Regions from separate parts of the Homo sapiens genome. Here region 2 is linked to region 1. The links are chromatin loops, found by intact Hi-C in ENCODE. Cell type or tissue: HepG2. All regions are shown on one strand. Each heading gives the region's core, and the rest is flanking DNA. Links, peaks and the distances in the headings are about the cores only. Region 1 overlaps FMNL2 (formin like 2). Region 2 overlaps FMNL2 (formin like 2).

Evidence for each region. Hi-C counts contacts between places; a loop is a spot of excess contacts. Peaks named below come from ENCODE experiments on the same cell type or tissue, not always from the same donor. Only the 100,000 strongest peaks of a DNase experiment are listed, where the experiment ranks them.
Region 2: it touches region 1 in a loop (2.6-fold over the local background); 5 of 110 quality-filtered maps call a loop at or near these places.

What each region holds. Positions count from the first base shown.
Region 1 is chr2:152,343,261-152,359,395 of GRCh38, reverse strand. The region is part of intron 1 of FMNL2 (formin like 2); the gene reads right to left. Among named protein-coding and RNA genes, the nearest start is that of FMNL2, 16 kb to the right of the region's middle. In HepG2, for the core only: no CTCF peak of the experiment used is centred there; a DNase peak (open chromatin) is centred at 8,865; H3K4me3 peaks cover 670 bases.
Region 2 is chr2:152,416,627-152,432,761 of GRCh38, reverse strand. All of the region lies in intron 1 of FMNL2 (formin like 2), which reads right to left. Among named protein-coding and RNA genes, the nearest start is that of FMNL2, 90 kb to the right of the region's middle. RefSeq lists enhancers at 7,637-8,362, 8,363-9,089. In HepG2, for the core only: no CTCF peak of the experiment used is centred there; DNase peaks (open chromatin) are centred at 6,561 and 6,871; H3K4me3 peaks cover 771 bases.

The sequences.
Region 1 (16,135 bases), core at 5,959-10,958:
GGGACTCAAATTCAAATCCTGACTCTGTCATTTATTGTGTGACTTTAGGCAAGTTGCTCAAACTCTGCACCTAAATTTCCTCTTAGGTTACATGGAATTAATTACAGTTATCTCCTTGGGTTGTTGTTAAGATTAAATACATTAAAAGCACAAAAAAAGACTCTATAAATATTAGCTGCTATTATATTAAGCTTTCCACAAACAATCCGAATCTATATTCATCTCAAAGGTAAAGTTTAAAATGGATGGCAACTATTAATAATTTTATTTATGTTTGTAAAACTTATCACTGGAAATACACTGTAAGCTCCTAGATGGCAGCTCACTGTTAGTACTCACATCTAGTGCCATGTAGGTACTAAAAATTTTTTGCTAATTTCATAATATGTAGGTACAATCTGTGTACACTGTGGGGATGAATTTCTCTAACACCAACTTCATCAAGGAAATATAGCCACTTTAGAAAGCACTTCAACACTAATCACTTAAGTTGAATATGCCCAAGACCCAACAATTGTACTTCTAAGTGTTAATATATAACCTTAAGAAATTTATACCTGTGCATCAGGTGACATAGACAAGGATTTTGATTGTAACGTTACTTGTAATAACCTCATATGTCCATCAATATGACAAGAGATAGTTGACTCCCATTATTTGCAGTAGTTATTGTATTCATCAGGGTTCTCTAAAGGAACAGAACTAATAGGATATATGTATACATGAAGGAAGTTTATTCACAGAATTTTTTTTTTTTTTGAGATGCAGTCTTGCTCTGTCACCCAGGCACAATCTCGGCTTACTGCAACCTCCACCTTGCAGGTTCAAGCAATTCTTCTGCCTCAGCCTCCCAAGTAGCTGGGACTACAGGTGTGCACCACCATGCCCAGCTAATTTTTGTACTTTTAGTAGACAGGGGTTTTTCACCATGTTGGCCAGGGTGGTCTCAAACTCCTGACCTCAGGTGATCCACCCGCCTCAGCCTCCCAAAGTGCTGGGATTACAGGTGTGAGCCACCACGCCTGGCCTTATTAGCAGAATTGACTCACAGGATCACAAGGTGAAGTCCAACAATAGGCCATCTGCAAACTGAGGAGCAAGGAAGCCAGTCCCAGTCCCAAAACCTCTAAAGTAGGGAAGCTGATAGTGCAGGCCTCAGTCTGTGGCCAAATGCCCGAGAGCCCCTGGCAAATCACTGGTGTAAATCTAAGAGTCCAAAAGCTGAAGAACTTGGAGTCTGATGTTCGAGGGCAGGAAGCATTGGGCACAAGAGAAAGATGAAGGCTGGCAGACTCGGCAGACTCAGCAGACTCAGTGAATCAGCTCTTCCATCTTCTTCTGTCTGCTTTATTCTAGCCACACTGGCAGCTGATTGGATGGTGCCCACCCAGATTGAGGGTGGATCTGCCTCTCCCAGTTGACTGACTCAAATGTTAATCTCCTTTGGCAGCACCCTCACAGACTCACCTAGAAACAACACTTTGCATCCTTCAATCCAATCAAGTTGACACTCGATATTAACCATCACAGTTATGGTCTATAAAGTCACCATGGACACTGAATTATTGACCATTGAACCATTAGTTCTAGCGGAAATACACGGTTAGGCTCCCCAGAGCCTCTGGTTGCAACATTTTTGTCAACTGATCAATACATAAAACTGTGCTATGTATGTTTCTTATTTATTTTTATATATTAAACTGATTTAATATATAGTTATACATTAAACTGATTTAATATTTATCGTTATACATTAAACTGATTTAATATTTATCGTTATACATTAAACTGATTTAATATTTATCGTTATACATTAAACTGATTTAATATTTATCGTTATACATTAAACTGATTTAATATTTATCGTTATACATTAAACTGATTTAATATTTATCGTTATACATTAAACTGATTTAATATTTATCGTTATACATTAAACTGATTTAATATTTATCGTTATACATTAAACTGATTTAATATTTATCGTTATACATTAAACTGATTTAATATTTATCGTTATACATTAAACTGATTTAATATTTATCGTGATACATTAAACTGATTTAATATTTATCGTGATACATTAAACTGATTTAATATTTATCGTGATACATTAAACTGATTTAATATTTATCGTGATACATTAAACTGATTTAATATTTATCGTGATACATTAAACTGATTTAATATTTATCGTGATACATTAAACTGATTTAATATTTATCGTGATACATTAAACTGATGTAATATTTATCGTGATACATTAAACTGATGTAATATTTATCGTGATACATTAAACTTATGTAATATTTATCGTGATATATTAAACTTATGTAATATTTATCGTGATATATTAAACTTATGTAATATTTATCATTATATATTAAACTTATTTAATATTTATCGTTATATATTAAACTTATTTAATATTTATCGTTATATATATTACTTAATATATATTATTGATTCATTAACACTGAACTCACAGCCTCACAGCCAACAGCTCTCTAAATTCATGCATGAAAGAAGCTTACCAATATACATATCTTCTCCATAAGGCACATCTCAGCCTTCCTGCACTTAGTTAACACTGGACAGCACTTCAGCATTATGCTTGAAGTCTGTTTTAAATAGCAAAATCACCAAAAAAAAAAAAGCACAAAAGTGCAAAAAGTGTGGCACTAAATAGAAAGCAAAAAGGATACACGTGTACAGTATGCATGCTGAAACAAAAAAGCAGAGTCACCTTGTTCAACCTCAGCTGAGAATCTGCACATCTGGTGACAAATTTTTCACCACTTTGTGGTCTGTGAGTGACCATAAAAGCACTGTATTAACTTTGGGGTTACAGATACATTTTTATCAAATAGGCAAATTTGCAAATCCAGAATTCACATATAATGAGGATCAACTGTAATTTATGGCACATTTATTCAATGAACATAATTCAAAAATTAAATGACCTCTAGCCAGGCTGGGTGTGGTGGCTCACGCCTGTAATCCCAGCACTTTGGGAGGCTGAGGTGGGTGGATCACTTGAGGTCAGGAGTTCGAGACCAGCCTCACCAACATGGTGAAACCCTGTCTACACAAAAATACAAAAACATTAGCCAGGCGTGGTGGCGCACACCTGTAATCCCAGCTACTCGGAAGGCTGAGACAGAATTGCTTGAACCCAGGAGGCAGAGGTTGCCATGTGCCATTGCACTCCAGCCTGGGTGACAGAGCGAGACTTCATCTCAAAAAAATAAACAAAATAAAATAAATGACCTAAAGCCACATGCATCAACATAAATACTTCTCAAATCAAATGTATAAAGATTCAAAAGTACATATGGATTATAGTGCCATTTCTATAAATTCAGAAGCAAACTATAAGTTATTTTTAACAAGAGTGCATAGGAATGAGATGTGCCAATTCGGGGTAATTTTCCTCTGTAGCGGGAGAAAGGAAGTCAGGAGAGAACGAGCTTGGACTGTGTCTGTAACATTTTATTTATTTGGGTATGTATTCTAACCTAGTATTCTGTAATGCTGGGACTATTTTGTTAAGAATATGTCCATTAGAACTACCACTCAGTAGTGAAATACACGTGCTACAGAGCAACATGTTGTAGAAAATAAAACTACTCCCTGAAATTACAGCACATCATAGAGCAGTGCTGGAAATCATTTAACAGCGTGATGGACTATGACTATGACAAGGGTCTGTTTGCACAGAAGGAAAGAAGGCCTGTACAAAAGAGAGATGAAAAGGAGAGGGACAAAGGGTCAGATTTTCATTTCTAGATGCACCCTGCATATCTGCTGCTCCTTTGAACTTCATGGGAGTTTCTTCCCAGAAGGACTACATGCAGCACAGAGAACCACCCAAAAGCAAGCTTAGTCACTGGGACATGAGAAAAACCTAAAGCCCTAAAAAAATTACTCCTAAAGCAGGGGACAAGGTTTGGGAAGGAAAGCTCCTGAATGGAAACCAAGACAAGACGAATAGTTTCTACTGCCAAAGACCGGGGATGACCCATCAAGGTCTTATTTTCAATGGAATAAAGCAGTGGTTTTCTTGGGGCAATGAAAAAGATATCATCTAACTCCCAATTTTGTTTCTGCTCAAGAAAAAATAAATGTTTGTGATGCTGTTAGGTTTCATTTATAATTCTCCTCTTTGTTCACTTTTGGCAGTTACCATCATGAGCATTAGAGTAACGTCTAGCACCCCGCCAAAAATACCAGCATTGTGATTGATGTGTGATTCAAAAAAGCTGTCAAAAGGAATACTCCAAAAGAAATGAGTCACATGGCTAGGCCAGGCATGCTATTATTTTTGTACCATATTATAATCCTTTTCATCTGGACCTTCTTAGAGTTGGCTTATTACTTCCTTTCATGCTATTCTAAGCTGACTAAAGGCTACAATAAACGGCATAAGAAGCCTGACAGAATGGGTTCATACCTTCATTACTAAAATACAAAAATTAAGGCTATTTGATATGGAAATAGGGCACCAAGAAAAACATGCACACAGCTTCCGCCCATGCAATTTAAGAACCCTTAAGGGTCTGAGAACACAGAGAATTTTATCTCAGACTAGTCTGACAGTGCTATCAAATATTCTTTTATCTCACCAACTTAAAAAAGTAGATTGCCACTACAAAAATTTAGGGCAAAAGTGATATTTATCAGCTGAGAGAAAAATGAGCAATTTTCCTCACCAGATAGTAAGAAAGATGTGTGCATCTTTAGAAAATTCTAGGCTCTCATTTCTGGATGGTGGTGTGTTTTTATTTGATTTGGGACTAGCCTTTGTTTCATAAGCTTAGCTCTGTCTGACTCAGCAAGATCACGTAGGACGCAACCCAAACAGATTAATATAGAACCTTCTGGAAAAAATAACGCAGGGGTTTACTGGGGAATGTAATCTGTAATGTCTTCTTTCTGTGCCTCCTAGATCAAGTCAGATGGCACCGTATTCTTGATTTAAAACAATGCATCTTTTATTGAACAATGCTGTTAATCAAACAGAAAACCATCTATATACAAGTTACACAATTTTTTTTTTTGCCACTACTGGAATTCAGAATAATTCCAAATGACTCCATCCATTCCAGGATGGAGCTGGAGCCAAACAAAACTTCAACAGCAGTTTCTTCAAGGCTCAAATGGTCACAACTTCAATGTATTTTCTCATTGTGAACAAGCTGCTCAGTGGTCACAGCACCATATGTAGCATGGCAGTTGTCTGTTCCAATTATGAAAACACTAGCACTTCCATTAGGCTCTGAAATGGAATAGCCCAATGCCCTGAAACACCTGGGTCTCTTTTTCTAGAAAGAACAAAATATACAAGAGTCAACATAAATCCAAGTGGGGCTGCATGCATGGACCAGAACTTTGAAAACACTGATGTATCACAGAAGGTCAGTAGGTACAATCTTATGGCAAGAGTAGCAAATACAAGCCACCATTAGTTCAATTCTGGGCGTTCTGGGGGCCCTGCTTCACTTGTTCTTCACATTTGAGGTTGATGATGATTTAACTAAAGTTACCTGTAAAATATACTAGAATCCAGTTAAAGTCCACAGCTTGGACCCTAAAGCCAGTGCTTTAATAAAGTCAAATTTTAAAAGAGTACAAAATAATCAGAACAACCACTTCTTGTGAGGTGCTTACCTGACTGCCACAACTTGACTGTACTAAGCAATATCACTTAATATCCATAACAAGTCAAAAAGGTAGCTCTTGAGCTCATGACGGATGTGGCTACCAAGGCTTAGAAAGGTCAATCAATTAGTAAGCAGCAAAATCCTGATTCAAACTCAGGTTTAGTCCAAAGTCCAAGATCATAAACAAGCTTTGTTAAATAGACTTTGCAGAAAAGACTGTGGGCTTTCTAACAAAGTGAGTATAGGGACATATACTTACTTTCTGATGCTTGCAACCTAGAGAAGTAAGGCTTAGAGTCGACTGCCTTTGGGGTAGATTCTCTTACCACCTAAAAGGCTGATCCTGGTATTAATACTTTTTACCAGATTCTTCCAAGTTGTTTGCACAGATATACCTAGACACACACTCAAATCTCTAAGCATTCAGGCACAGAGCAGAATTCATGCAATTATGTATTATAACCTTCAGCCAAAGTAAGTTGTCTAGATTTATCAGCTTAATCTAAAATATTAGAAACTTCAACTTTAATATGTCCTTCTATAGCACATTATAAACATAACACATATATGTATGATAAATGCCTTTAAATATCCTATAATCTTCATTCTCTTACCTCCAGTATCTCATCTACTAGGCAGTTAACTACTCAAAGGCAAAAGGGAAAATAAAATTCACCTTTGTGTCCCAGCATCTCAAGAGGCCTTGCTTGGTACACTCAAGCAAAACATTGGTTAAATAGAAATAAGATCACATGGCATTTGTTTTTTTAAAAATAAGCAATCTCCAACACAAGGCCTACTAACACAATATAATAATGGTTGTTCTTCTCACATGGAAGTCCAAGTCTATGGGTTATCACTGAGGGCTGAGCAAAGGCTTACCACACAGCCTTCAAGCTGTAACAACACAGCCATTTTACTAGGGGCATTTAAAAAAACAAAGGTTCAGAGACAGTTGTCTGAAAGAGAGCCTTCAGAAAGCCTTCAGAGGACAACTGTTACTAGAAAAAAAAAAAAAAGATTTGATCACAAGCTTATTTGGCCTTTACTATTTCAATAGTGAACAGTGGCTTTATTCATCCAGTTCTCATTTTATCTGTAATTTTTCTGAAGGATATGTAGTTACTGTTGGTTCTGGGTATATAACAAAATGAACACAGACTGAAAAGATGATGAGCTTGCCATCACAAGGCTGTCAATTTACTTTGAAACATTTATATTTATTCTACATATAGCTTATATTTACATAATATTTTTGCATTGGGAGTCAAAACAGAATGTTAGGAGCACGGCTTTTGAGTCGAGAAATTTGATTTTCAGCTTTATTACCTACTAGAAATATGTGTTCTCAGGTAAGATTTTTAACTTCCCTAATCCTGAGTTTCTCATATATGAGACAGGGATATACCTACCTTTCAGGTTTCCTGAGCTACCATTCATGTTTACTGAAACGATTAAAGAAATACACAAGTGACCTATATTGTATTATTACTGAACATGCATGAAATCCACATTTAAACCCACATTAGGGCTACCTTAAAATCCTCACAATAAACAAAGCCACTAATATGTATTTAAAGACTTATTCTGATATCGAATTGTGTAAACCTACTGGCAAGCAGGAAGATACCAAAATTCCCACCCATCCTCCAGTCACTGCTAGAGGTCTGAGAGTTCTAAGTCAGAATTGCCCACTTTTCTTTTGTGGCTTCTCTTTTAATCATGCTTAAAGGTTCTCAAACTTTAACACGCATAAGAATTGCTTTCTAGGAGCTCATCATCACTAGTCATTAGAGAAATGCAAATCAAAACCACGATGAGATACCACCTCATGCCAGTTAGAATGGTGATTATTAAAGTCAGGAAACAACAGGTGCTGGTGAGGCTGTGGAGAAATAGGAATGCTTTTACACTGTTGGTGGGAGTGTAAATTAGTTCCACCATTGTGGAAGACAGTGTGGTGATTCCTCCAGGATCTAGAACCAGAAATACCATTTGACCCAGCAATCCCATTATGGGTATATACCCAAAAGATTATAAATTATTCTACTATAAAGACACATGCACACGTATGTCTACTGCAACACTATTTACAATAGCAAAGACTTGGAACCAACCCAAATGCCCATCAATGATAGACTGGATAAAGAAAATGTGGCACATATACACCATGGAATACTATGCAGCCATAAAAAAGGATGAGTTCATGGCCTTTGCAGGGACATGGATGAAGCTGAAAACCATCATTCTCAGCAAACTAACACAGGAACAGAAAACCAAATGCCACAAGTTCTCACTCATAAGTGGGGGTTGAACAATGAGAACACATGGACACCGGGAGGGGAACGTCACACAATGGAACCTGCTGGGATTGGTGGGAAAGGGGAGGGAGAGCATTAGGACAAATACCTAACGTATGCAGGGCTTAAAACCTAGATGACAGGTTGATAGGTACAGCAAACCATGGCATGTATACCTATGTAACAAACCTGCACGTTCTGCACATGTATCTCAGAACTTAAAGTAAAATTTAAAAGAAATAATAATTGCTTTCTAGGGTTGTTTCACTACAGAATTGAACATGTACTTTCATGGGCAACTTCAGGTATTTTTGGGATAATTTTAACTATACACAACTTTCACTTTATTTTTATCTTAAGAATTGCACCTCTTTATAAAATTCTTTTTGAGAAAGAGTCTCACTCTGTTACCCAGGCTGGAGTGCAGTGGTGTGATCTCAGCTCACTGCAGCCTCCGCCTCCCAGGTTCAAGCGATTCTCCTGCCTCAGCCTCCCAAGTAGCTGGGACTACAAGTGCGCGCCACCATACCCGGCCGATTTTTGTATTTATAATAGAGACAGGGCTTCACCGTGTTGGCCAGGTGGGTCTCGAAGTCCTGACCTCAAGTGATCTGCCCACCTCGGCCTCTCAAAGTGATGGGATTACAGGCGTGAGCCACCGTGCCCAGCCTTCTTTGTAAAATTCTTGTATGCCCCTTAAAATACAATAATTTTGTAAAGGAAATATAAAAAAGAAAAAGAGGGAAAGAATCTGAGCTACAAGCTAGTAGCAAGTTAACAGCAATAAAGTAATTCTCTTCCGTAATACCTTGCCTGTCCCAGGTCAACCTATAGCTTCAAGCAGACAAAGAAAGCCATTCTAAGTACTGGCCTTCAGAGTGCCTGCATTTAGGGCACAGCTCACACTGATCAAACAGTCCATTCTCAAACAGTCTGTCCCATGGGTCTAGAACAATGGCAATTCTGAAATACTCATTTCTTTGAAAATCACCTGAATTTAACAAGAGGCAGAACTCTGACTACACAAAACCACCTATAAGAAATGGCTCTGTTACCGACAACAGAGTGAGGGGACAGACTCCTGAGCCTCCACCTTGAGGCTGTCCCATGGGCAAGGTCTGAAGCTGTCTGGGCTGAGTATATCCCATATGCTGTGGAATGACCCTTCACTTGCTCCAGGGTCCCTGGAAACTGCTCCTGAACCAGCAAACGGAGAAACAAATCGTACTCTGGCTACTCCTCCCTCCCGAGGGCTCTTACCTGATCACACTAGCTGCCTGCTCCTCCTCACTCAGACCTTATCGGGATGACACCACTTCACATATCCCATTTTATTCTCCTCATGGCACTTTCCACCATCTAAACGCTCCATTTCTGTACCTGTGCATCCCCTTCAGGTCTGGCTTCCCCCTCTACGCCCTCCCATTAAAATGTAAATTCCTTGGGAGCAGACGTTCAATCGATCCCACCTCAGTACAGCATCCTCCAGTGCCTACAACACTGCCTGGCACACAGTAAACGCTCAAGAAATATTTTTTGGACTGTCTGAATAAAGCATATAAGCACCAAAGGAGCAAAAATGCACAATGTAGAATGAAAAGTGCAGCCCAGCAGTGGTTGGGACTGAGCTAGAATCTCACCTACTTCCTATTCCAAGGAAACATTTTCTGAACACTCAGAATTCAGAAAAGGCACCTTCCCTCCAAACCCTTAGCATATCTACATCTACACTGATTATGAAGCTCTCTGGGTTGCTTATTGTTGCTTGTTTCCCCAGCTACATCCTGAGTCCCTTGAGATTAAGGTCAGATTTTGCAGCATATAACACAAGTTGGACTCATTCAAAGCAGCTATTGTATGAAATAATGAGTTTAGTACAGAGGGTATGTGAAGAACGAACAAGAAGCATACATTTAATGACATCTTAGAGCTAACTCAGAAAACATAATAGTGTAGTGCAGTAGAAAGAAGCAGGCTGTCTCAGGCAGGCCTGGATTCAAACTCTGCCCCCAGGATTGGGTAGTGGCCACGTTAACACCCTCAGCCCATTGTCTCATTAGTAAAAGGAAGACAATACCTCCCTGGAAAAGTTGTCATGAGCATCAACGATAATGCATATAAAGCACCTAACAGAACTCGAGAGAATTCATAAACATCATTAGTTTACAGTGGAATGCACCCCGGAGTTTTAGTATGAAGACCTAGGACTGGATCACAAACTTCACCACCTTCTTATATAACTTCAAGCCATCCAGTCTCATGCCCTATTTGTCTCATTTATTTAAAACCCTTAGAAGTGGCCGGGCGCGGTGGCTCACGCCTGTAATCCCAGCACTTTGGGAGGCCGAGGCGGGTGGATCATGAGGTCAGGAGATCGAGACCATCCTGGCTAACAAGGTGAAACCCCGTCTCTACTAAAAAATACAAAAAATTAGCCGGGCGCGGTGGCGGGCACCTGTAGTCCCAGCTACTGGGGAGGCTGAGGCAGGAGAATGGCGTGAACCCGGGAAGCGGAGCTTGCAGTGAGCCGAGATTGTGCCACTGCAGTCCACAGTCCGGCCTGGGCGACAGAGCGAGACTCCGTCTCAAAAAAAAAAAAAAAAAAAAAAAAAAACCCTTAGAAGCACAGAAGACAATTGGAGAGCACTCTGCAAACAGCAAAGCACTAACATGCCAAAACAAAGAACGCTGCCCATTTAAACTTACCTCACTCCAACAAAAAAGAAAATATAAACTGCCCTCCTCCTCTTCTGCTAATTCACAAGGAGTCAGGGAAGCATGATGCCAACTTGTTGTCTCTGAATGTTTCGTATTCTTGGACACCTACCACAGTCAAGTGATAAGGGGAATACCAAGATGAATAAGAATCTATGACCAAGTGTCATTTCAACACAAAGGCAAGTTATGTGCAATTAATAGTCAGCCTAGTGTGGTCAGTTAAATAGGTATCCAGAGCAGCCACTCCAATTCCCAGTCCTCTTTCAGTGGGCACCGTTCCCTTATCAAGTCAGCAATCATTTGCTGGGACCCTTCCCAAGGCTAAGCCAAGTAAAAGCTGTCAGACCCCGTAAGACATGATCCTTGCCTTTCAGGAGCCCACAGTGTGAACTGGCAGGTGAAACAAAGACACAAACAAATGGCTAAGAATGTAATGAGCAACTACAAAGCTACATATGAAAGCATCTCCCTATTTTACAATCAGAAGTTATACAAAGTGATATTTAATCAAGTGCCTCATGAGTAAGAGATAATTCATACCACAAAGCGATCAAAGTAAGGAGAGTTGTTTTTCTCATCACCCCCATGCTGACGTGGGTCTGTAAGGACCCTCGGAAAAAGTGGGACTGTAGAAAACTTTGAAGGCTGGTATAGTTTCAGTAAGCAGAGAAGCGAAGAGAGCCCATCCTATGCAGGGGAATCACCGGGGGAAAAAAATACGAAGGAGAGAAAGCACAGGCCTAATCTGGGGACAGGGATTAAAAAACGAAAAAGAAAAAAAAAAAACTTCCAAGTTAGGGACTTGTAAAGAAACAGAAGAGGAGATGGGTCTGGCCAAGTCGTAGCTGGCTTCAGGAAGAAGGCTGTGAGGGATACAGGAGTTACAAAGCAGAGAAAAGAAGAGAGACCAACAAACGTGGCCATGAGCCCCTCAAATTTTATCTATTAATAATGTCTGGAATAACACAATAGGGCTGTGATGGGAAATTGAACCAGAACATGAAATTCACAGTCTTATACCTTTTAATATTTCAAGAGTCATCAAGAAAGATAACAAAAGCTAAAGGTCAGAACTTACACTTGAGAAGGAGCACATAAATTTTGTACCTACATATCCGTAATTCCAAGTATTAATGCCCAAAATTTCAAATGCTCATTTTCTCTGTGGCCATCCCTCCCCATTCATGCTTTACTTTGGGAACACAAATCAAAATATCCTCTTCTCAGTATTATGAAAAGCAGGGATACTATACACACAAACAAAAATACCATTAAGGTGATCAATGATGATATAACTAAAAGCAACAAGAAAATGCTGCAGTGTCAATATTTCCTAATGCTCAGGCCTACTTGGACTAGGAATGCTCTCAAAGGAAGTGGTGGAAACCTCATGGTTAGAGTCACTTGGAGTCAGACCACAAGGCACAATCCTGTGGCCTACTCTCTTCCACATGAAGTGTGACCGCTGAGAAAGTAAGTTCAGGTGAGCAATAACTGTGGCTGGGAGACCAGAAGCCAAGTCTCACCACTCCTGAAGAACAAGAGGGAGGGAGGGATTCTGATTCCTGATCTGGGAGTTGGTTGCAACTGTGTCTGGTTTGTGAAAAAAAAATTTTTTTTTTTTGAGACGGAATATCGCCCTGTCACCCAGACTGGAGTGCTGTGGCAGGATCTCGGCTCACTGCAACCTCCGCTTCCCAGGTTCAAGCGATTCTCCTGCCTCAGCCTCCCAAGTAGCTGGGACTACAGGTGTGTGCCACTATGCCCAGCTAATTTTTTGTATCTTTAGTAGATACGGGGTTTCACCATGTTGGCCAGGCTGGTCTCGAACTCCTGACCTCGTGATCTGCCCACCTCGGCCTCCCAAAGTGCTGGGATTATAGGCATGAGCCATGGCACCCAGTCTGAGCCACCGTGCCTGGCCATGAAAAGATTTTTTTAAAAGAGGATCAGGTAATATCATTCTAAAAAATGACCAAGAAAGAATTTTTAAATTTCTCCATTATCATTAGAAACATCAGAGGAAATCAATCGTGGAACTTTTTTTGTTGTTAGAGATAGGGTATCTTACTTTGTCACCCAGGCCGTAGTACAGTGGCATGATTACAGCTCACTTCAGCCTCGAACTGCTGGGCTCAAGCAATTCTCCCACCTCAGCCTCCCAAGTAGCTAGGACTACAGGGAGTGTGCCACTAAGCCAGTTTTTTTGTGTGTGGTTTCTTTTTTTAATTTTCACAGGCACAGGATCTTGCTGTTGCCCAGGCTGGTCTCAAACTCCAGGCCTCAAGCAGTTCTCCCACCTCAGCCTCCCAAAGCACTGGAATTACAGATGTGAGCCACCACACCCTGCCAGAACTTCTGATAATTACTGGTGAAATAATAAAAGTATAGGCCAGGTGCAGTGGCTCACACCTGTAATCCCAGCACTTTGGGAGGCTGGGGTGGGCGGATCACCTGAGGTTGGGAGTTCAAGAGCAGCTTGGGCAACATGATGAAACCCCGTCTCTACTACAAATACAAAAATTAGCCGGGCACAGAGGCATGCACCTGTAATCCCAGCCACTCTGGAGGCTGAGGCAGGAGAATCGCTTGAACCCAGGAGGTGGAGGTTGCAGTGAGCCAAGATTGTGCCACTGCACTCCAGCGTGGGCAACAGAGTGAGACTCCATCTAAAAAGAAGAAAAAGAAAAAAAAAACTATAGGTGTTTAATGTTAAAGACTTGTTTAATTAAATGAGAAATGAGACCTGGTAAATTCACAAATGATCTGGAGATTTCTAAGCCAAACAATGCTTTCCAAAAAGTGGACCCTGAGAACCAAACCAAACATTCTGCTATAAAAGGCCACTGGAGGGTGTAAACACTGGCAAGAGGAAGGGCTGCACAAGCCCAGGAGGCCACAGAGTTCTAAATGGCTTCTCCAGGTTCGCATCTGGATGGCCAAATTAGTTGGTGTAGAGTGACTTTATGGTAAGGCCCTGGGAATCCAAGTTTATGGCATCCTGGTCCCAAAACATTTGGCTTCCTAGGTTCACCAGGCAGAAGTCCTTGGGAATAAAGAACCCTGATTAGTCAAGATACTCCATTGTCACCAAAGAGAAAATTTCTTTGGAAGAACAACAAAGGTGACCATATCAGGGAATGAAAGGGCCAGAACTGAACCTAACAAAGCTATTCACCCAATTCACTGCCTTTGCATTTTAGGTTCTCTAGCTTTCACAAATAAGACATTTAGCAGTACTGAACTCACTGGGCAAAACTGAGTGTTGCCATGGTGCAAATCTGATCATGACATATCCAACTTCTCCTGCTATTAGTTATCATAATGCTTCCTTCTATGCCAATAAAAAAAAGAATGTTATTCCTTTTTTATTCAATTTATTCAATGAGGGCAGATGAGACTATTTTCAATCTTTCTGCCACTGTAAAATTGTCATCTTCTTTACCTTCCCCACCAAAATAAAACTATTATTATCCTTTACTATTCCCATTTAAATCCATACCCTCTCTTGCCCTGTTCCCTATTATTAGAAAGTTTTATCTAGTCATAAATCAACTACCTACAGTTCCTTATAAGATTGATTTATATTTCTAAATCAAAATGAAACAATAATTGCTACTATCCTCTCAGTTCCAGAAAACCACATATGCTGTCCTCAAACCCCAAACCACAAATGCTAAAAATTATGAATAAGAGGAATGTCTATTTGCTTACATTATAATGAATAAAGAAATAACTAGAGTCTTGCATTGAGAACAATCAGCTCATTCTTGACCTAGCATCCTATTTATCTTTCTATTCTCAAGGCTAATTGCTTATATAAGCATGCCAATTTGCCTTGATTATAGGATTCTTAATAAATGAATGTTGTTTACATTTCACAAGTATATTTGAATTTCACTACAGGAAGCCAAGCTCATCAAGTCTTTGTAAATGGTAAAACCAGAGATCAAAGCAAAAGGGCTGCATTGAACCAACAAACAATTAGGCTACAGAATGGAGGCCTAAGCAAAAATGCAATTGATTTATTGATTGTTCTACTCCAGAAGTATACTTCTGGGTCATTGCTTAATCTTACACCATATGTATAGAATTTTCTCACAAATTTTCATTATGATAATTTGGTGGTCATTTCTTAAATAGTTAAATAAAGTCTCTCTACCATTCAACAGGATTTATCCTTTTCTTCTGTATTTTTTCATCTTGTTGCTTTTAGTTGAATCAAATATCTTTCATTTTTTTAACTCTTCTCAACCTTCTCAATTTTGCCTAATCTATCCAAAATTTTGTTTAACTTCTTAAACAATCCCTTTTCTATTACACTCATTATCTTGTTTTCTGCTGGTTTTAACTCATAGGCAAATTGGCTTGGTCTTTGGGGTAGGAAGAAAAAGGGGGAAAACATCTAGCACAGTGGCTGTCAACCTTGGCTGCACATTCAAACCTTCTAGGGAGCTTTTAAAAATCCTGATGCCCAGGTCACATTCCAGACAAATTTATCAGAATTTCTGGGAGTGGAACCCAGGCATTTGTGGGTTTCTGTTTTTGTTTTTGTTTTTGTTTTAGAGATAGTCTTGCTCTGTTGCCCAGACTAGAGTGCAGTGGCATGATCATAGCTCACTGCAACCTCAAACTTCTGGGCTCAAGCAATCCTCCTGCCTCAGCCTCCCAGGTAAGCTGTGACTACAGGCATGCACCACCACATCTGCTAATTTTCATTAGTAGTAGAAATGAGGTCTCCCTATGTTGCTCCACACTGGTCTAGGACTCCTGGCCTCAAGTGATCCTCCTGTCTTGGCCTCCCAAAGTGCTGGGATTACAGGCGTGAGCCACTGTACCTGGCCCACTTGTACTTTCTGAGGATCGCCAAGTGATGTCAATGCACAACCAAGTTTGAGAACCACTACTTTAACTTACCAATACCCTTATTCTAGCTTAAATAAGGTGTTCTGCCAAACTTCCACGGAGAGAAAAAAAACAAGGAAGGGAAGTCAGGTTCCTGAGCAAACCCTCAACCAAGACAGGTCTTGAGACTAGTGAGATGTGTTATTTAAAAGCACCATCAGTCACACGTTAGTGTCCCAGCACCAGGCACATGGTCAAAAATGTGAACTATTTAAGCCGGGTGTGGTGGCTTATGCCTGTAATCCCAGCACTTTGAGATGTCAAGACTGGTGGATCACTTGAGGTCAGGAGTTCAAGACCAGCCTGGCCAATGTGGTGAAACCTTGTCTCTACTAAAAGTACAAAAACTAGCTGGGTGTGGTGGTGCGTGCCTGTAATCCCAGCTACTCAGGAGGCTGAGGCAGGAGGATCGCTTGAACCCAGGAGGCAGAGGTTGCAGTGAGCTGAGATCACGCCACTGTACGCCAGCCCAGATGACAGAAGGAGAATCCATCTCAAAACAAAAAAATATGAACTATTTGATATTTGACATCATTCCCAAAACCAAGC
Region 2 (16,135 bases), core at 3,823-8,822, 76 kb before region 1:
ATTTGTTAGAGTCCCAAGAAAGGCTACAGTTTAATTAACGGCCCCCTATGCCAATTCAACCTCAGAAGGAACATCCAAAGACTTGAGTTTATTTATAACAACTGACAGAAGGTCTACTTGCAATGGCAGGGAAGTCTATCCTCAGAATAAATTTGCCTTTCTCCAGGCTAAAGGTCACACAAGGTACAAATTTAGAGCTTTGGACGGCCATCTGCTGATGCATCTGGAAACAAAGGGAGGAGACAGGAAAGGAACGGGAGGCAGCCAAATCCCCTCAGATGTCTCACTAGGGTGTGTGTGTGCATGCATGTGTGTTTCCTGGTGCATCTTTAGAACAATACTGTAAATTAGGATGGGTGTATCAGACCTTAAGAAAACTGGCATGATTCTTTCACAATGCTTCCGCTCTGCTTTGAATTATTGCAAAATCAGAGAATGATTGAATCATGATGTCAAGCTTTCACATGCTCAATCCACACAGGCAATGCCAGAATGGGAGCAAAGTGGAAATGAAGACAGAATCATCTGAGACTGTTAAAAAAAAAAAGAAATGCAACCAACCACCAGTCCCCTATTTATGAGGAGAAAACACATATTCAGCCTGTGGGCCCATTTTTCTTTTACATAGATATTAGCCAAATACTGAAAACAATCACATAAACCACATTTCATAAAATTGTATGTGTATATACACATACACACAGATAACAGAGAGAGGAATAAAATATTTTCTCAAAAATCTTCAGAATCCTTCTCAAGATTTAAATTTTCAAATCTTTTTTTTTTTTTTTTTTTTAAAGATAGGGTTTCACTCTGTTGCCCAGACCAGGAGTGCAGTGGTGTGATCACAGCTCACTGCAGCCTTGACCTCTCTGGCTCAAGCAATTGTCCCAGCTCAGCCTCCCAAGAAGCTGGGACTACACGCATGTGCCACCATGTCTGTCTATTTTTTATTTTTTGTAGAGATGAGGTCTCCCTATGTTGCCCGGGCTGGTCTCCAACTCCTGGACTCAAGCAATCTTCCTGCCTCAGCCTCCCAAAGTGCTGGGATTACAGGCATGAGCCTCACACTGGGCTCAGATTTCATCTTTAAAACAGACACGCGGCACATTAATTTCTTCTATTTGGTCAAGGTACTCCAAGTTTTATGTAACAACACAAATTAGGGCACTTTAACATAAAAATGATATATTTGATGTTTTAGTGACTGCAATACAAAATCACAATGGTTTCAAAAACATGTTGCTATTTTTTCAGCAGCTAGAATGAAATGTGTTTCATCTCATAATGTGATCCATAAAGAAGTTAATCTTTTTCCATTTGCTGAAAAGCTGAGCCTTTTGGATTAACCATGTACATGCAACCAGTTGGTAAACAAAACACATTTTAAACTTTTGGTTACTAAGACATTGATAAATAATCCCAGATTAACTCAATTTCTCTGAAGTCTAATTTTCAAAGTTTTCACACCATTATCATAATTGAGCCTTATAATAAGCCTATGAGGGTAGGGATTATTTTCTCCATTTTTGGAGGAAGCAACAGAGAATTAATATTCAAGGAAGATGATTTAAAGCAGTGTTTCCTAAAGATAGTCTCTTTTTTCCTTTGTGTGAGAAAGAAAGTAACAATTGGCCTTAAAAAGAACCATTATTCTCAAGATCCCTGCAGAAAACAGCGAACAAAAAGTCAGCTGAGCATTTGGCCCCAAAAGTCATTCTGCCCCTTGTAAAGCAAAACACAATCATTCAAAACAGATGCAAGGCAATCTTGGAATTACATTTTTTAATGGTCCACTTTTAAACATCAATCAGCAAAAATAAAAAGGGGGGAGGGGAGGGCATAATTCCAGAATTTGCTGAAATAAACATATATATATATATATTTTCGAGACCAAGTCTCACTCTGTCACCCAGGCTGGAGTGCAGTGGCATGATCTTGGCTCACTGCAACCTCCACCTCCCGAGTTCAAGCAATTCTCGTGCCTCAGCCTCCCCAGTATCTGGGACTACAGGCACGTGCCACCATGCCCCGCTAATTTTTTGTATTTCAGTAGAGACGAGGTTTCACCATGTTGCCCAGAGTGGTCTCGAACTCCTGAGCTCAGGCAATCCGCCCACCTCGGCCTCCCAAAATGCTAGGATTACAGGCGTGAGCCACCGTGCATGGCCTGAAATAAATCTTTAATCAACCTTTAAAGAAAGAGATGAATGGAAGTGAAAGTAGGTATATAAACATTAACTTGCATTACAATGTTCACGTCTTCAACGTACCCCATAGGCCTGGGCTCTAAGGCATGCAGAAGGCCATTAGAAAATGATATTTCACTCATCTCCAATTAAATGAGTTAACACACCTTCAGCACAATGTTCATTTTGCCTATAACAGAACATTAATAAAGAGAAGAGAAAAGGTGAGTGTGCACACAAGGGCACGTTGGCAACCCACTGCTGTCTGTCAAGGAAGAGACAAAGGATAGCCTGGTCGCAAGTTCTAAAATGGACTAACGTGAGAACTCATTTCCAAAACTCAAGCACAGTACAGTCTCTTGACTTCCACATAGAAAATGAAAACCACTTTATTTTGCAAGTGAAGGGATAATTAGTCATAATTTGATAAAACCAGTATTATAAAAATTTCAATATAACCAACTGCTCAAAGCACACATCTGCTGCCACTGCTTTTTTTGTTTGTTGGTTTGTTTTTTGTTTTTAAGTTCAGGGGTACATGTGCAGGATGTGCAGGTTTGTTACGTAAGTAAACGACGTATGCCATGGTGGTTTGCTGCACCTATCAACCCATCACCTATGCCACATCTTTTAAAAATCCAAGATAGATGTGTAAATGCAATATATGCACAGAATTGTTGAGCTGAATAAGCAAGATGTCAGATTATTTATCCCAGCACCTTCATATTACAGAGAAGAAAACTACAGCACAGAAATTTCGACTGCTTAGTGTAACGTTCATGGCTCCCAGGCACAAAAGCAGGTCTTAGATCCCCATCATACTGTGTCAATTCAGACATATCTGAGAGCATCAATTTCTAAAAACTTAGAAATTAAAAAAGAAAGAGCATTTCCCCAAAATTGAAGACAAATTGAAGATAGATGCCACAGAAGTCTTAGAAGGGAAAAGAAAACAAAAAAAAAAAGACAAAAGAAGTGGGCTATCTAAGGGATCTGTCAGTAAATACCAACCACATTAATTCGGCAACAGTTCTTTACTGCAAGTCAGCAATAGCTGGCACATTGAAATACTAAGCTTTTAGCCTTTCTCTCTTTAAATTTCAGTAAAACCTCTATCGCTGAAATGGTGCTGAAAAGAAAAATGAATCGCTAGAGGCAGGAAGTTATTTCCAGTTCATGCTCCACTTCCCACAGCTAGACCCTTCACTAGGCTCTAGAAAAGGATCAAGAGTTTACACACAATGTAAGGCAGGGGCACCGGCCTAGAAAGGGACAGCTCTGCATGGACACATTTGGTCGGACACTGCGTGCTGTCTTCAGCTTTAACCATTTTCTTTCTTTTTTTTTTTTTTTTTTTGTTCCTCTAAGGCTTTTTTAAATTTCCAACTTCTATTTTAAGTTCAGGGGTACATGTGCAGGATGTGCAGGTTTGTTACGTAGGTAAACACGGTGATTTGCTGCACAGATCATCCCATCACCCAGGTATTAAGCCCAGCATCCATTAGCTATTCTTCCTGATGCTCTCCCTCCTCCCACCTGCCTCCTCCCTCCTCACACACAACAGGCCCCAGTGTGTGTTGCTCCCCACCATGCTCCCATGTGTTCTCATCATTTAGCTCCCACTTGTAAGTGAGAACATGCAAGCTTTAACTATTTTCATGCAGCAGTGTTAGATGAATCTCTAGACAGACCAGAAAAATGGCATCAGACATTAGACTAGACCTTGAGGTATATGACATATTATAACTAGAAACACTTTCTACCCCACCACTCGAACTATCTCTATCCAAAGTCACTAATGACTTATGACCAATAGCCACATCACAGAATTATAGAACACAATTAGTCAAAACACAGGGTTTGCTATAAATTCTTATTTCAAAATACTAGAAACTTCTCAACCTCCCTAGATATTCTATAGGGGTCTTTACAAAAAGAATAAAATGGTATCATTTCAGGAAGGTTTTTAAAAGAGAGTCCTTAAAAAGTTGGCTATCTACCATATATTTGATGCAGCAAAAGGAAAAAGGCTCTTAAATTATGCAATAAGCTAACCTAGAAGACATCAAGAAACTAAATGGAAAATATATTTACAAATGAGAAGAAAAATACTGCAGGCAACACAAAGAGCAATAACCCATATTTCTATGGCATTTTAAACTTTACATTAAACTATAATGGCTTACTACAGCTGCCCCTTTGTTTCCATGATAAATCTGTACATAAAATAATTGTAAATTGTGGTTTGCTTGCTTTTTGTCCCTCACTGCCATTAAACCACAGACATCTAGAAAAGAAGAAAGCACGGTTCTGATTTGCTTTTGTTTTGCAGGATAGAGCAAGAAGCCTTGCACACAGAAGTCACTTAAAACATTTTTGGAATGAATATGTTACCAATCAGCAAATATTTTTCAAGTTTGATAAAATGCAAAGTTGGCAAGAATGGGTTGAGACAGGTACTCTCATACACCACTGGTAATTTAAATAGGTGTTGCCTTTTACAAAGGGGGAATGTGGCAATTTGGCAGTGTGACAATATCCTTTAAAGACAATGGCAAAGTTTCCATTATATACTGTTAATTGAAAAAGGCAAGGTATAGCACAGTACACTGAATGTAATCCTATGTTGTATTGTTTTAAAGGTAGAGTATACTCTGCATATAGGGTGACCACGTGTGGCCAAGGGTATGTGCACTGCACAAACCCAGGGGGAGTCATTCCTACTATAATCTAAATACAATCCATATATCTAATCCCAGGGGCCCTGCTTGACTGCATACACGATTCTGGAAGGATTTATAAGAAGCTTCATAGAGGTTATCTCAAACGTTAATACTGGGGGATAGAATTTACATGAAGAGGAGGAAGTCTTGTCTTCCCATGTTCTACCCTTTTGAAATGTTTTCATTTCACATATTACCTTGAAAGTTTTAGTCTCATTTTTAAGAGAGATGTTATGTTGAAAAAAAAAGACAATAATGGAAATTAAAACAACAAAAAATGATTTCATTTTATTTATTTATTTTTTAAGAAGGAGTCTCACTCTATCGCCTAGGCTGGAGTGCAGTGGCATGATCTCAACTCACTGCAACCTGTCTCCAGGGTTCAAGCGATTCTCCTGCCTCAGCCTCTCGAGTAGCTGCGACTACAGGAGCACAACACTATGCCTGGCTAATTTTTTTATTTTTAGTAGAGACTGGGTTTCACCATGTTGGCCAGGCTGGTCTCGAACTCCTGACCTCAAGTGATCCACCCATCTCAGCCTCCCAAAGTGCTGGTATTGCAGGTGTGAGCCACCACACCCAGCCAAACAATGATTTTAAAGCATTAACTTCTCCTGCTTTTAAACTTCCCATCTGGTTTCCCTCTTTCCTGTAAGTTATCTTTTAGGACTCAGGGGTTACTAGCACTGATTTTCATTTTATGCTAGTTTGGGACCTAATCAGAATGATTTCCTGCTCCTAACCGTTCCAACATCAGAGTAGGAGAAACAAACCAGGTTGATACAATCCTCTCCTACGAGGAGTTGGAAGAGGATTTTGTAAAACAAAAACACTGACTCGCTATTACATGCCATGTGAGCCATGAGGTAGAGACCAACGGGCATGGCAGGAAGAGTATGGGCCACAAATGCTTGATTTTTTATGTATTTCTTTAGATGGATGAGTTGTGCTTAAAATTTACTTTTCTTACAAATACCTGTTAGGCTTCTTAGAGACCACTGCCTAATGCAAACAGGTGATAAGGCTAAACTTTAAATATATTTCCTTATGGTAATTCAAGTTGACAATAGGAATAGGCTATAAACAGCTTTTCTAAATACCAAGTACTGCATATATGCAAAACAGATTGTTGTTTTATATGCTTCTGTGTTTCTCAAAAAAAAAAAAATCTCAGTATCAGCTGCCCATCAGAATCATCTGGGGAGCTTTGAAAAAACATCAGTATCTGGGCCCCACCTCTGACTAATGAAGTCGAACCACTGTGTCTGCACTGATGATCAAAAGAAAGCATTTCACATCAAGTCTGAGTACGTATTCATCTTGTGACGTGACAAAGTGAGATGAATTTTCAAGAACTATACATACAAACAATGCTTGAGGCACTGAAAGTGCACTGCCACATGGCTCCTGCCTTTGGAACAAAACTCTAAGCAAGTGATAAAACATACTAAGGGCTATGGCAACCACAACCGAGGGGCCATTGTCTTATATCTCTACCGGCTGCTTGTCTAGGCTGCTACCAGTGCTTAAAAGGTCTTCTAAATACACAAGTACCCTGTCTGACTTACTCCTAATAACAGCTGTTATTCCTACAGCTATTCTGGAGAGCATTTCAGCCACAGACACACAAAAATAAATAGCCAATGACACACAGCTCAAGGTCCATTGTGGCCTAAAGAACCCTGAGCTTCTCTTCCTCACTCCCTTTCTCCCTGTCACCCATCTCCATTTACTCAGATGCCATAACACTTAAATATTTTTATATAACACAATGAGGTAGATGTTAAAACTTCTTCATCATCCTGGAAATGATTTATCCCTACCATAAATCTATCACAACGTATACCCAAAGGCTAACAGAGGAGATATTCAACCTACCAGGTCAGAGAATCCTCCACAGAAAATTGCTAAAAGGTCCTGCAACCCTCTCTGTGTATTCTGGCCAAAGTTAATACAGTTTGTTTCCTGAAGTGCTCATACCAGAGAGATGGGATGGGGGAAGTCGTTTGGAAACCGCCAAGAACTATTGATTAGAAACACATGGGAAACCACAAAGGCATTACACCTTGACTTCAATTAACCAAAGGAGGGTTCATATCTCTTTCCAATGTTATAGACAAGACATACTTAAAGCTCCGCTCAAGATGTGTTTGGGGCATGTTTCACAATAAAAATACCTGGTATAAACACGACTGTAGAACTTTAAGTGGTTCTGGCATATTAAGATATATGGCTGTTTTGTTAAAATACTTTTTTGATCATTAAAAAGCAGTATAATTAGAACAAGTATTAGAAGGACTACCAATCATTTATTTTTATTTTTGGTTTTTGTTTGAAAATTAAGCCAAAGATATTTAAGAACAGAATTGTCAGAAAAAGATTATGTAATAAACAAGTTTCTATAACTGCCATGTACAGAGATTTTACTAACATTTTTATCACACTGAACTGAGAATTCTGAAGTCCAATTTAGGATTAATCACCAGGACAGAATGGAGGGAAATTATAAGACCACTTGGCAGTTACTCCATCTCAAATAACTCTGTCTCCAATTCCTTTACTGAAATAGCACATAGCACTCTTACCTAGAAAGATCTCATAGACCCGTCTATAGCTTTATAATAAGGCCCATATTGGATTTTCAGGATGCGAAAGCACCAGAAAATTAACCCAGAAAACTGGACTGCTCCTTTCATCTAACTCTTTACAGGGGTTTGGAAAACTGACTTGACCATTCTTAGGTTTCAATGCCTACTTATGTAAAATAAGCAGGTTGATTTTGAAGGTTTGCTAAAGTTCCTTTCAGCTCCAAAAATTTCTTCCAGTTTACAACTAGAACAAAAATGATACATGAAGAGTTAAAAGTGAATTAACAACACAAACTCAGCGCCCTTGTATCAATGCCATCACTTGATCAAAATGTTCCTATGGGCAACTAATGTGTTATACCAGACATAGTGTTTCAAGCTTTGGCTTTTCCAATTTTTAATATATTCTAACAGTTTTGACAGAATACCCTGCATTCCACATACTCACTTTGATTCCCTCTTGAGCATCTTCTTGTGACCTTTGATAAGTTAAAAGGGTCTTGAACTGGATGAAAGTCTGCCAGAAGCAAATGGAGGGGCATAACTTGGTAGAATAAAAAGATGGTAGGCCCGGGCTAGGAGTGGTGGCTTATGCCTGTAATCCCAGCACTTTGGGAGGCCGAGATGGGCGAATCACAAGGTCAGGAGTTCGAGACCAGCCTGGCCAACATGGTGAAGCCCTGTCTCTGTTAAAAATATAAAAATTAGCCGCGCATGGTGGCGCACGCCTGTAATCCCAGCTATTCGGGAGGCTGAGGCAGGAGAATCACTTGAACCCAGGAGGTGGAGGTTGCAGTGAGCCAAGATCATGCCACTGCACTGCAGCCTGGGTGACAGAATGAGACTACATCTCAAAAAAAAAAAAAAGATGGTAGGCCCAAAAAACACAAGCAGCAAATCAATCAATTAATAAATCCCAAGTACATTACACATTAAGTATGAAGAGTCAAATTTTCCTCCCACCAAAACGCGCTAATCCGTTATATTTACTAAATACAAAGGTGGACAGACACCCAGCCCGGGTTCCTTCATGTGTACCACCGAATACTTCCACAAGGTTTTTGTGCCCTAAGGACAGGGGAATGCTAAACAAAAACTAGAGTGGTCATTTTCCCTTTGAGGCCGAGAGGGAATTACTATCATGGTTGCTATCTTCCAAATTCAGAGAAAGGTAATTTTTAGTGAACAGCTGAACTTAATGACTATACCAGCCTCATGAGCTTCCCTCCCCAGAATCCTAGCACACTAGGAGATCAAAAGGCCTTCCCCCTAAACAAAGAAAAGGTCCCAGGCTTCAAAATAGGCAAGGTTAATGGGCAGACCCACCAACTATAATACAACCATTTGCAAAAGAAGAGGAAGGAGGTGGGCTAAGGATATGGGGCAATGGGCCCAGTTCCTCCCACAGATCATTCCAGACCAGGCTTTTCAGACCTTCACCAAGGACCTTTTGACCAGAACACAGACACCCCCAACCCCCAACTCCCTCAGGTAAGGGACCTCAAAAGCACATCACTCTAGCTCTCTGAGGTCCAATATAGAAAGCAAAAGTCCATCAAAGCATGTTTTGCTCCCTATGATACCAAGGCAAAGAAGAGGAGGGTAAATGGACAGAGGAATCCTAGATTACTGACAAATGCCATGCAGACCACCAGGATGGATTTATCGGATCTTATTTTATTCTGTACTAAGGCATCTGAGACCCAGGGCTATCTGAAGCTCTGGCTGTTTCCTAGAAGGTACTGGCTTTTACTCTTCCTGATGCCTTCCATCCATCTAGTTAGCTACTGCTTCCCCCATTCTTTCTGGTCTCATCAGGTGCTTTAGAGTGCTTAGAATAACACGTTTTGATTCCCAACTCCATCATTACCAGCTCTGTGACACTGGCCAATCTATTTACCTTTTCTATGCTTCTGTTTCTCTATCTGTAAAATACAAATATTAAGAGTACCTTTCTCAAAGTGTGTCAAGAGGAATCAACGAATTCAATGAGTTAATCTTCACAAAGCACTTAGAACAGTGCCTGACATATGGTGAGTGCTATATTGTTTGATTAAAATTAAATAATATAACTGGATTGTTTTTAACACAAAAAATAAATGCTTCAGGGAAGATATCCCATTTTACATTATGTGATTATTACACATTCCATGCCTGTACCAAAACATCTCATGTACCCCATAAATATATATGCCTACTATGTACCCACAAAAATTAAAATAAAAAAATTTTACTTAAATAATTTTCAAAGATGATTTCTTCTTCTTCATAGCCAGCTAGAGAACCTAATAGCACATCAGAGAAGGGTACCTTAAAAGAGCAGTTTAAAACTGACACAACTGTTGCAAAGTTTCTTTTGGGGCAATGGAAGTATTTCCAAATTAGATTGTGGCAATGGTGGCACCACTCTGTAAATCTACTAAAAATCATTCAAGGCCGGTTGCGGTGGCTCACGCCTGTAATCCCAGTACTTTAGGAGCCTAGGCGGGTGAATTCCTTGAGCTCAGGAGTTCAAGACCAGCCTGGGAAACATGGCAAAATCAAGTCTCTACAAAAAATACAAAAATTAGCCGGGCGTGATGGTGCATGCCTGTAGTCCCAGCTCCTGGGGAGGCTGAGATAGGAGGATGGCTTGAGGTGAGCCCGGAGGCAGAAGATGCAGTGAGCCAAGATGGTGTCATTACACTTCAGCTTGGGTGACAGTGCAAGACCCTGTCTCCCAAGGAAAACTCCCCCACAAAAAAATCATTTCGGTCTATACTTTAAAATGAGTGAATTTTATGGCATTTAAAGTATACCTCAATAAAGCCATTAACAAAAAAAGAATGAGACAACCATTTATCCAATGAATCAACTATTAAGTCACAAAATCCAGGATGCCAATCTATTCCTGGTCCCCCTTCAGGCAACAGCATGACAATGATGATCACGGGGCATCATGAACATATGTGATCTCTTCACATTGGGCATCCGTGACTTAAAGAATGGGCAAAACACAGAACGAGGGAATCCCTAGGAGGCTTTCAGCTTCTGGGAAGAATGTTTCACATACCCACAAAACAATTTAAGCCCTTTGTAACTAAGAAAACATGCCTCAACAGGCAAGTACTTTCCCTGAACTTCTTAAGCCTATTCCCCTAAACATGGGAGGCAGCAGGTTTGACCTAAAGAGCTCAGGCCCTGTCAGATTTACAAAGGTGATTAGATGATTTCAAATTCAGCCTGCATGGCCTAAAACAGTTTATTTTGACCTATCCACACCGGTTTCCTCATCAATAAACCTACCTAGCTTGAAGGCATTACTTAGGATTGGAGATAATAAACGTAAAATACCTAATGTTTGACACAGGGTAGGCATCAAACACAGTAGTGCAGTAATAGCAATTACTTCATAGTTAAATATAAACATAATAAAATGCACAGTGAGAGATCATCATGCAAAATAAGGGAACCAAACCTTTTCTCTACACTTACGCAATTTCTATAACATCACTCCCTGGTCATATCTCTCTGAGTGCACATGACTCAGTACAAAGGAAATGAGCTCCCGGGTAGCCAGTAATCAGTAACAGGAAAGGCACTGCTGCCAACAGAATTGAATCATCTCACATTTCTCGAAGTTCCTAGGTGAATTCAGTGTCCTCTGAGAAGGCTTTGGAGAAAGCCACATGAGGAGGATTTTGGGAGGCAGAATATACAACTCTCTACTCTTAGTCATGTCTGTGCATTTCACATAGTAAGTAGCCACTCCTATATTTCCCCCTTTGCAGAGCCTGTGGATGGAGATTTACATCTCACAATTGCACTTGAGTTTCCCCAGAGAGGTTAGCACTGATTTGTTGTCCCAACACGGTTGCATGTTATTAATTGTCCAGAAACAGAATGATATGGCAATGGTGCTTAGGTTGTACCTGTAACCCTAACACTGCTGCAAATATAGTAGGATAATTAATTTGTGGTTGGTTCAAATACCTCACATTACCGGCTTTGGGATAAAACAAATTACTGCCCACAGTAAGCCATGAATTTATTTTTCAAAGACTTGAAGTCATTCATTCCACTGACTTCCTCAGAGCCAAAGATACTGACAGAAGTGTTGTACCCACTGACAAGAAAATGCCTAAAGGGGAAATGAGTTGTTAGGGTGGCGGGGCTGGGCAGGGCGTTGTTTCATTTCAGTTTTACCATTTTACCTACTAATAACAATGCTTACACAGTATTATGTGTTTCCAAAATGTCCCCACATACAAGATGCGTTGGACGGTACCCTACAATCCTTGCAGAAAGGCAAGCAACCAACGCCAGACATCTCAGGCGAATAACAGGCAAATCTGAGTCCGAAACCCAGTTCTTCCTACTCCTAGTCTTTCCTGTGCTCAATTTCATGATGCTTCTACAACTGGGATTCAGAGTGGAACTCAGTCAAGGTTTTTCCACCAGTAGGTTTGTAATAACTTACAAAGGTACCGTCACAGAAGGCACCCCCTGCAACCTCATAGTGGAGGATAAAGTCCCTCAGGTCCATTCAAATCACTTTTCTCTTTGCTTTAGTCTGCAGATCTCCACATTAATCAGTTGGGATGACCTGGGAGGCAGCTCAGTGCTGCATCTATCTGGCAATTTTTGGAATGAGATGTCGCTGGTCAGCTCCTTCCTGAAACAGAGATGAGCTCACCATTGATACCCAATGCCCCAGTGCTGAGTACCATCCTTGTCACTTCTGCCTTGTAAGATAAGCAACAATTCTCGGAGAAAGACCTTATTAAAGCCAGTACTTTCAGATCATACTCAGAAACCGATGCTTCTTTCCAAAAACTTCAGGTTCAAAAAGCAGTTACTAGGAAAGGGGTGTGACTTTTTTTCCTACTGGCATTTTAAGTAATATTCAGCTTGTACTCTTAAAAATCACGTTTACAAATGAAACTCTACAGAAAACACTTTTTAACTCAGTTCTACCAACAGTTCCATTTGGCTTACAGGCATTCTCTGTATATTCTGAAAGTTTCTATAATTTGTGGTGACCAAATTCGTCTTTTCACAAGGCATTCATTTCTGTGTCACTACTCTCTTTTAAATACTCTGGTGTTTACTAACCATACCCTGTAATCTCTGTTAATGGGGTAGTTCAAGATTCCTTTTCAAAGGCTTTTTGCTTTAATTACTGCTTTAGCCTTTTGGTAAAACTCGGCTTTTAGCAAACTGGCCTGCAGGGGACAAGTTTTTAAATTATTCTCAAGCTTTCCCTATCCCTTTCCAAGTTTTTCCAAACTACTTAAAAACCTCTCAGCCTTGAGGGAAGGATGATAAATTGGATGATTTTGCTGTCTCTGATGCCTGGCATTAGTCTTGGTTTAATCCATTTTTGTCTCACCAGAAACTTGCCTGTTACAATCGGAGTCTCTCCCATATTCTGCAGCTTCCAGCAAGTGTATTCCCTGATAAAGCTCCCCCAGAGTTCCAAAACAGGTCACAGGGAGCCCAACAGTCCTCCTGGGGTGGTCTCAGGGGCGCCTAGACACAGTTTTGCCCTGTGTTTCTCCTTTCTGTAGTGAAGCCCACATTTGGATTCTTGGTTCAAATGCTTTTCTTCAGAAAACTGGTAACTTCAGGATGGATCCCAGAAAAAAGCTATTAAAATTAGTCATTTTAGATCTCAAAAATAAATTAATTTACTCCTCCTGAGGCTTGGTACCCTTTGACCATCACGTTACCATTTCCCCCAGCCCCTGGTAACCACTCATCTACTTTCTGCCTCTATGAATTCGATTGTTTTGATCCCACATATGTAAGAACATGTGGTGTCTTTCTGTGTTTCGCTTACTTCACTTAGCATGTTTTCTAATTCCACTCATGTTGTCGCAAATGACAGAATTTCTTCCTTTTTTGAGGGCTATTCCACAGCATGGTAAATACAATAATAGCATACTGTACATTTCGATATCACTAGGAGAAAATCTCAAATGTTATAAAAAAGTTAAATATTTGAGGTGAATAGGTTAGGTAGCTTGATTTAATCATTCCACATTGAGTTCAAACATCATTACATCACTTTGTACCCCCTTAAGTATTTGCAACTATAATTTGTCCATATATAATAAAAAACAAAAAAAGTCCTTTGAAAGGCAAAAAGAGAACATGACAAAATATTAACTGATCAAGGATGAAAAATAAGTACACTCTGTTTAAACATAGTTTTAAAAAACCTATGCATAAGTACAAATCAAAACCACAATGAGATGCTGTTTCATACCCATCAGAATGACTATTATTAAAAAAAAAAAAAAAGGAAAAGACACATATCCTTTGCAAGCATATAAGGATATGGAGGGCTCGGAACCCTCGTGCATTGCTAGGGTGCAGCAGACACCGTGGAAACAGTATGATGCTTCCTCACAAAGCTAAACATAGAATTACCATATGATTCAGCAACTCCACTTCCAGTTACATACTCAAAAGTACTGAAAGCAGAAACTTAAACAGATACTTGTAACCAATGTTCATAGTAGCATTATGTAGAATAACCTAAAGGTAGAAACAACTCATATGTCCATCAATAGATGCATAGATAAACAAAATGAGGTTTCTATCCATGCAATGGAGTATTACTGTTCAGCCTTAAAAAAGAATGAAATTCTGACAAATGCTACAACAAGAATGAACCTTACCAACATTATACTAAGTGAAATCAACCAGACACAAAAGGACACAACTTCCCTGATTCCACTTATGAGTTACATTGAATAGGCATATTCATGGGGACTGAGAAGGAGAACAGTGGTTACCAGGGGAAGGGGTGGGGGGAATGAAGAGTTACTGTTTAATGGGTAGAGAGTTTCAGTTTGGGAACATGAAAAGTTCTGGACACAGACGGTGAAGATCATTGCACCACCAACAATACAAATGTACTTAATGCCACTGAACCGTATGCTTAAAAATGGCAAGGATGGTAAATTTTATCTTAACGTTTTACCACAGCAAAAAATAAAAATTAAAAACGTGGCCAAAAAATGAAATGAAAAAGAAAATCACCATGTAAATGCAATGGACTAAGGGGTAATTTTTCTATGTTTCAATTCTTCCAAAAGAGCTGCTATAATTTTTAAAAATTAATGCATTTGCTGGGTGCAGTGGCTTATGCCTGTAATCCTAGCAGTTTGGGAGTCTAAGGCAGGCAGATTATCTGAGCTCAGGAGTTCGAGACCACCCTGGGCAACATGGTGAAACCCCATCTCTACTAAAATACAAAAAATTAGCCAGGCATGGTGGCAAGCACCTGTAGTCCCACCTACTCGGGAGGCTGAGGCATGAGAATTGCTTAAACCCAGAAGGCAGAGGTTCAATCAGCGAGATCAGTGAGCCGAGATCATGACACTGCACTCCAGCCTGGGCAAACAGAGCAAGACTCTGTCTCAAAAGAAAAAATAATAATAATAAAAATAATGCATTTACTCACACACTCACTGGTGCACAAATAAATAGGCAGGGCAGGTCAAAAATAACAGTCTGGGTTCAGTGGGAAATTTAGCTCTAACAATATGAGGCACAGAGGAGGTGAGTTACATGTCAGAGGAGCAGGCAGCAACCGTAGATGGAAGCAGAGCAAAAGGGGATATACATCAGGTGCCAGCATGTTTTCTTCCTTCTGATCTTTTGCCTCGAAAGCCAGCCTTTCAGCCTAAGCCTCAAGGCCCTGATCACCTTGGGTGATGTGCACAGATCACAGGAACACCTCAATGTAAGCAAATCCAACCTTGCAATGCCCTAGACTATTTCCTGATCCCCGCTTGGTCCCACTGTCAGCACAGCACAACAACCAACAAGGCTGTTAACCTGCCCCAAGAGTCTTACAAATCAGCAGATTCAGCTGACAGAAAGCCAAGGAATTTTCTCTCCACATCGATGTCATTCAATGAAGACTTCTGCTTAAACCAGAACCGTGAAGTTTTGTATCCGGAGACTTCAAGCACAAGTTCAACACCAACCTCCAACAGACACCTCTCAATCACTGGCCCTAAAGGAGCAGAAGGGCATCCATTCACAGATCAATGTGTGTATTTTCTAATTAGCTTAAGGAACTTTGCACATGTCAGATTTGAACGTCTATGCTACCTTATGGTTTGTTCAGGTAATTTCGTGTTCCCTAATGAGACTAGGATAAGTAATCGTGTAGAAGTTAATACAGAATTGTAATTCACTACAGATACCCACAGAGGACAACCTATGCCTGTATTGTTAAGGTTTGACTATCCAGATCTACAAATTCAAGTTGAAACTTATTTCAGCCCTCCTTGGAACAGTCCACTAATCTAGAAAACACTGGGACTATTCTTCCCGAGCAGTGAAACATCCACACAGGTTAGTAACTACAGGCTGCTCTAATTAATTACCTGAGACACAATTGGTGGATGTTAGAGTTTGTTATGTTGTTGTATTTTTAATTCCATTTGCCTACTTGATCCACATTTTCATGCCTTGGCTGTGACACTTTAGAAATTAAAACATCCCAATAGTGTATAATTAAAAGTTAAATATAGCAGCTACAATCTAATTTCATTGAAAGTCTCCTCCAAATCACAGAAGTGCCACTGGCCTGGCCTGGCTAGAAGTCAGCATGGACAACTCTAGATTCAGGCAC